Regions from separate parts of the Homo sapiens genome. Here region 2 is linked to region 1. Evidence: chromatin contacts called from ENCODE Hi-C or POLR2A ChIA-PET data. All regions are on one chromosome and are shown on one strand. The core of a region is the stretch at or near the end of the contact, and the rest is flanking DNA. Distances in the headings are between cores, read along the strand shown. Region 1 has its middle 400 kb from the start of CT66. Region 2 overlaps AUTS2 (activator of transcription and developmental regulator AUTS2).

Region 1 (3,159 bases), core at 401-2,900:
TCTTAGTTCTTCATTGGTTTTATGCTTTGTGGTGTGGATAACACTGGGTTTTCTACTATCCTCCTTTCCAAAAAAGCAAATGAACCCAACACTGGATTCAAGCTTAAGGTGCAGACTCACAGAATATTATTATTTTGATGTATATCAGCTGCATTTCTTTAAGGTAAATTTAAGAGCTGTTTTTTCTTTTAAACCCTAGTTGGATTTTTCAGGTGTCTTGTAAAAGCAAAACTGTAAGTCTTATTTTTATATTCTGTCTCTTTCAGACACACGCGCATGCACACACTCACATGCATACATGCACATATGTGCGCGCACACACACACACACACGTGTCCACCAGCCCTCAGTGCCAAAAAGGCAATTTTGCTGCCCTGAAGCTTTTATTAATTTTGACATGCTTTTGGTGAGCCACTGACACTGCTGCTGAATGGGGCTTCCTAAGATAATAGGATGAATGAAATAGAAAAAAAAATAGTAAGGAAAGATAAAACCTTCTGAGGAAACTTTTAAGGAAAAAGTTCCCATCTCAACTGGGCTGTGTGCTCTTGCCTATGGGGGACACTGCAGGGGCACGATTTTAAAGACACTCCAGAGACAGAGCCTCCTGAGCACGGCTGGCATCAATGAGACACCCACAGCTAAAACCTCATTTCACAGCTTGATAAAAATTAAACATAAAAGACTCTTCCGGCTTCACAAAAATGGAAATATATGCTGTTTTGAGAAGTGCCACCTCTAGTAATTGAGTTACTGTCTTCCAGCCCTAGCTTGCTTCTGAAGAATGCTTCATGGATTGCATCTGAGGCAATTGCTCATCACTTCTCTGAGAGTTTGCAAATACATCTGCCTGGAGTCTCAAACAAAGTCTTGTCAACATGACCTCAGGAAGTCTCCTCACCACTGGGACTCTGAATGGAGTCACTGACTCTAGTATTTAGTCTTCTTTGTAATCCTGGAGTAGGGATCTGACTCTGCAGACCATATTTGGCTTTGTAGGGCTCTGCCAAGGGTGGGCTAGAGGGAGACTGCACGGGGAGAGGAGGAAGTAATTACTCTTTTCTGTGTGCTTCCTGTGGACTTCCTGTGTGCTTCCTGTGGACTTCCTGTGTGCTTCTTATCCTATTGACTTGCTGTGGATTTCCTGTGTGCTTCCTGTGAACTTCCTGTCTGCCTCCTGTGGACCTCCTGTTGGCCCATGGTGGATTTCCTATCTTCTTCCTGTGGATTTTTTGTGTCTACTTCCGATGGACCTCATTGTGGCTTGTTGTGGACTGCCTTTCTGCTTCCTGTGGAGTTCCTGTGTGCTTCTTGTGGACTTTCTGTCTGCTTCCTGTGGATTTCCAGTGTGTGTCTTGTGGATCTCCTGTTGTCTTGCTGTGGAGTTCCTATGGACTTCCTGTGTACTTCTTGTGGACTTCCTGTGTGCTTCTTGTGGACCTCCTGTTGGCTTGCTGTGGACTTCCTGTCTTCCTCTTGTGGACTTTCTGTGTGCTTCTCATGTATTTCCTGTTTCTTTGCTGTGGACTTTCTGTGTGCTTCTGGTGGACTTCCTGTCTGCTTCCTGTGGACGTCCTGTCTGCTTCTAGTAGACCTCCTGTCATCTTGCTGTGGATTTCCTGTGTGCTTTCTGTGAACTTCCTGTGTGCTTCTTGTGAACTTTCTGTCTGCTTCTGTTGGACTTCTGCTTCCCGTTCTTGCCAAGTGCCACCCAAGAAGCACTGTTTTACTCCGGCGGTGGCCAATCCTTTCGGTAGTAGTGACTGAATTCAGTTTGTAGTTTCTCTGGTGTTTGCAGACAAACTTCATTATGTCCCACTCTGAGACACCAGCATTGATCATTCTCCTCTCCTTAGAGGTTAGAGTCCCAACCCCACAGTAGCTCCTTTTCGAAGCTTCAAGGTTTTAATGATTCCAGCCTCTTCTCTTTGTTCCCCCAGCCTTGGGAGTCCTGGGAGTGTTTACTGCTTTGTGTAGTTGCTACCACTATGGTAACTTCCAGTTACTTAGTCAACAACTCTATACCCAGTTAATAACTTCTTTTTATTAAATTCTTTCTATGCAAATAACTTTTGTGATTTCCAATTCCTTACTGGATGTGGCTGATACAACACTTTTAACAGGTTGGTTTGTAAGATTCTGATTTTTTGTATGCATTTAGGGACACACACATAATCTGTGTTTACTTATGACTATATGACTTTATTTTTACAGAAGTGGCATCATATTGTTTGCACAATCTTCTGCAACTTTCTTTTTATCACCTAATTTTAAATATAAATAAGAAATAAGAAATAATAAAAAATGAGAACATATTCAAAAATGACTTTCCATGTCAGTACAAATGAAGCTTCCTTATCATTTTTCATGGCTGCATAGTATTTCATAATTTGTTTAATGATGACCACTCCTAGAACTTTTGATTGTTTCTATTTTTTTTGCAATTACAGAAAAATATTTTAGTGAATATGCTTATACACAAATATACACAGACAATTCTTGGGTACATGTTTGAGTATACATCTTTAAGATACATTTCTATTATGGAAACAGTATAAATAACATGCGTATTAAATATTTTTGATACATGCAGCCAATGCCCCCCAAAAATGCTTTACCATTTGACATTATTATCAGCTAAGTATGATTATGCACATCTGCTCTCTCTTTTTTATGAATTCCTAAAAGTTTCTGGTCTGCTGATGGTACATTTTTTTATATTCTAGCAATAGTATTGATTTTCTGTTTTTTCCTGGGCATGAGGAGTGACCAAAGCAAGTGCTCAGCTGGCATCTCGATCCAATTTTTTCAGATTTCAGTTTTCTTCAGTGGCCTTGGTGGATTCAATAAATCTTCAGGTAGTCTACTGCCAATTACCTTGTTTTCATGGCAGTCTTGAAAATGTTTTGGATTTTTCTGGCTCAGGCAAAAGGCTTTAAACATTTCTTTCTAGGTGAGTGAATTTTCCTGTCCTTGAAAGATACACCCTTACAAGGAGTATTCATGAGGAGCCTATGGCCAAGAATTAATAGTAACTACAACAAAAAATAGCCAACATTTATTAAGCCTTTATTATATGCTCCACATCATGTTAAGTGCTTTTGCATTGAATACATAATTTAATTCTTACAATGATCTTATTTTACAGATGAGGAAACT
Region 2 (3,159 bases), core at 486-2,985, 710 kb before region 1:
TCTAAGAGCAAAGAGTGATAGTAGTGAAAGCGTATAATTCAGCACGGTTTTGTCCCAGATAGTATTCACTGAAATGTTCAAGGGAAAACTAAAAAAATGCAGTTATATTGTATCTATATTCATATTTAATTAAAAAGAGAGTTAACAGCACTTCCAAGAGGGAGGTCATTCCTTGTTCAGCACAAGATTTCTGTGCAAAGCTATGGGCAATAAAACAATTCAACATATAAACATTTACAAAAGCTACCATTTCAGTAATGCTACTAATGCTTTAGCAAACAACTCTGAAGATAAGAAACAAATCACAATCCTGCAGCTGGGGGCAGCCATAAGAGAATCAAGATCATCAACCACTGTCAAAGTCCAATAAAATCCACCCTCTCTCTTCCTTCTTCTCTTGTTTGCCTCTGGGCTCCAACTGCCTTTAACAGAGTTGTATCATATGAAAATGTTTACAAGAAACAAAGTTATATGTAAGAACTTGAATATGATACAGTTGGCCCTCTGTATCCATGGATCCAACCAATGGCAGACCAAAAATGTGGCCTACAATGGTTGCTTATATACTGAACATGCACAGGCTCTTTGTCTTGTAATTATTGCCTAAACAATGCAATATAATAACAAATTGCATAGCTTTTACACTGTACTAGGTATTATAAATAATTTAGAGATGATTTAAAGTTTGTGAGAGGATGTGTGTTGGTTACATAAAAATACTATAACATTTTATTTAAGGAACTTGAACATCCACAGCTTTTAGTATCCATGGGGAGTCCTGGAAAGAATCCTCCTTGGATACGGAAGGAAAAATGTATCCCAAAGTTCAAGAGAACAAATAACCATTTACTCCTGCATAGTAACTTTATGAAGAGCTAAAGGAAGAAAGGAGGATGAAGTCCTACGATAAACTCACAGAGAACACTACAAGATGTCAGCAGATTTTACATAAGAACCTCACACAGTTGTATACATTTAAAGAGAACTACACAAAGGTAAGACATGAGCAGGCAGCTGGGATTGCCAAGCATTCCCCTAGGTTGGTTTCCAGACAAATAGGTGTTTTGTGTGGTTTTCTTTTTTGGAGACAGGACCTCGCTCTGTTGCCCAGGCTGGGGTGCAGTTGCGTGAACATGGCTCACTGCAGCCTTAACTTCCTGGGCCCTTGCAATCCTCCCACTTCAGCATCCCAAGAAACTGGGACAACAGGCATGCGTCACCATGCCCAGCTAATTTTTTTATTTCTCTAGAGACAAGGTCTCATCATATTGCCCAGGCTGGTCTTGAATTCCTGTGCTCAAAGCAATCCTCCCACCTTAGCCTCCCAAAGTGCTGAGATTACAGGCGTGAACCACAGCACCCATACCAATAACTGTATGTTTGACCCTTTGGGCAAGGTGTGACATTCAACTCTGCCTATGTATATACATAACTGAATCTCCAAATGCACCTTTGGCTTTTACAGTCTTAGAAAATGAATTACAAATTGGGCATGAAGACATCCAACAGTTCTCAAGCAACATTTACCACACAGAATTGCCTGCGTCTGCCTGTCTTAAAGCCCACCCACAATTTCATTTTCAATTAACAGCTCCTCGAAAGGCAGTAATGAAAGCAGTTGCTAAAGAGCATTCAGATGTCACCGAAAGACTGCAAACCCAAACTGTAAATAGCACATTGTGAGTCGCCTGTCACCACCATCAACTCCCACGGGAATCACGCAGCATGTGGCTATCACAACCATCTGCTCAGTTCCCCACCACCACCAGTGCAAACCACACAGACACCCATCTCCTCCCACTTCCCACTCATTACCTGTCATGTACAGACTTGTGTGGATACAAGATTGCTGTGAACAGAGATTAGAATGCAGAATGTACAGAGGCTTATTTCATGTTCTTTAGCTGAGATCTGGCCACATGCAGATAACTTTATATCATCACAAGAGGGAAAAATGTAAAATTTAATCAGCACAAAAATACACAGTTTCAAATAAAGAAAGGGAGTTCTGTCCTACCCTCATCAACTACCAAAAGTGTACTGGCTAGGCCTTATTAAAGGAAAGATGTGCTCCCTCATTCTTCAATCACTGACATTGTAGAAATTTATGGGAGCCAGAGTTGAGAATCACTCCTGTCACTTTATCTTTCTTAACTCCTCTATCAATATATGGGATTTAAATGGCCCTTAATAAAGTTCTGCATGCACAAATACACATATAAAATTTTCTTACTTTGGGAAATATAAAAGGTCACTGTTTTATGGAACAACTCCTGTAGGTATCAGGATCACCCAAGCTGAATTATGGCCCATTCTTTTCATTGCAGTTCCTTTTCCCATTCAGCTTATTTTCTCTCTGCAGGTTTTATTTTATGAGGTGGTAGTTAATGTGCTGTGTTGGTTAATTTAGGGTATCAACTTGACTGGATTAAAGAATACCTAGAGAACTGGTACAGCATTACCTTTGGGTGTGTTTGTGAGGGTGTTTCCAGAGGAGATTGGCATGTGAGTCTCAGTGAACTAAGTAGGGAAGGATCTGCCCTCCATGTGGGCAGGCACCATGCAATCAGCCGGGTGTCCAGATAAAACAAAAACAGAGGAAAGGCGAAATGGTCTCTCTCTCTCTCCTAGAGCTGGGATATAATTTCCTGCCCTTGATCATCTAAACTCTAGGCTCTCTAGGCTTTGGACTTGAGGACTACCCCAGTCTCAGGCCTTCAGACTTGGTCTGAGCCATACTGTGAATCCCAGGGTCTCCATCTTGCAGATGGCTTGTTATGGGACCTCTCAGCCCCCATAATCATGTGAACAAATTCCCCGAATGAATCCCCTCTTATCTACCCACATATATATTCTACTGGTACTTGCTCTCCAGAGAATCCTAATACATATGCTATGTCCTTTTCATAGTCAATTTTTACTAAATTTTTATTTAAAATTACAAATGTCATTTAGGATAAAATTATTACTGGTCATAACATTCCAAAGATGTATCTCACTGAAGTTAAGTGATGTTTATGCTCACTATTCCCAACATTCAGGGCTCACAGCAACAAAGTATAGAGTCAAAAGACACAAAATGAAAAACACGAATAAACCTGTTTCCAAATGCTCAAGATAAAACAAAAGCAAAACACCTTTCATATAACTCATTATTAT

Evidence for each region. A loop is a pair of places that touch in the nucleus more often than their neighbours do. ChIA-PET counts read pairs that join two places held with the same protein, here RNA polymerase II (POLR2A). Pooled maps may share reads with other maps.
Region 2: a map with no recorded cell type shows a loop between it and region 1 (2.6-fold over the local background). The contact joins two enhancer-like sites. A Hi-C loop is called at or near these places in 2 of 37 single-sample maps with no recorded cell type and 2 of 50 pooled maps. POLR2A ChIA-PET finds 5 or more read pairs at or near these places in 1 of 52 experiments (GM12878).

What each region holds. Positions count from the first base shown.
Region 1 is chr7:69,197,667-69,200,825 of GRCh38, reverse strand. No RefSeq gene overlaps it. Among named protein-coding and RNA genes, the nearest start is that of CT66, 400 kb to the left of the region's middle. Within about 2 kb of position 1,650, at least 3 of the 41 ENCODE cell types and tissues checked have a DNase peak (open chromatin) inside an H3K27ac peak, as active enhancers do.
Region 2 is chr7:69,905,032-69,908,190 of GRCh38, reverse strand. All of the region lies in intron 2 of AUTS2 (activator of transcription and developmental regulator AUTS2), which reads right to left. Among named protein-coding and RNA genes, the nearest start is that of AUTS2, 310 kb to the right of the region's middle. Within about 2 kb of position 1,735, at least 2 of the 41 ENCODE cell types and tissues checked have a DNase peak (open chromatin) inside an H3K27ac peak, as active enhancers do.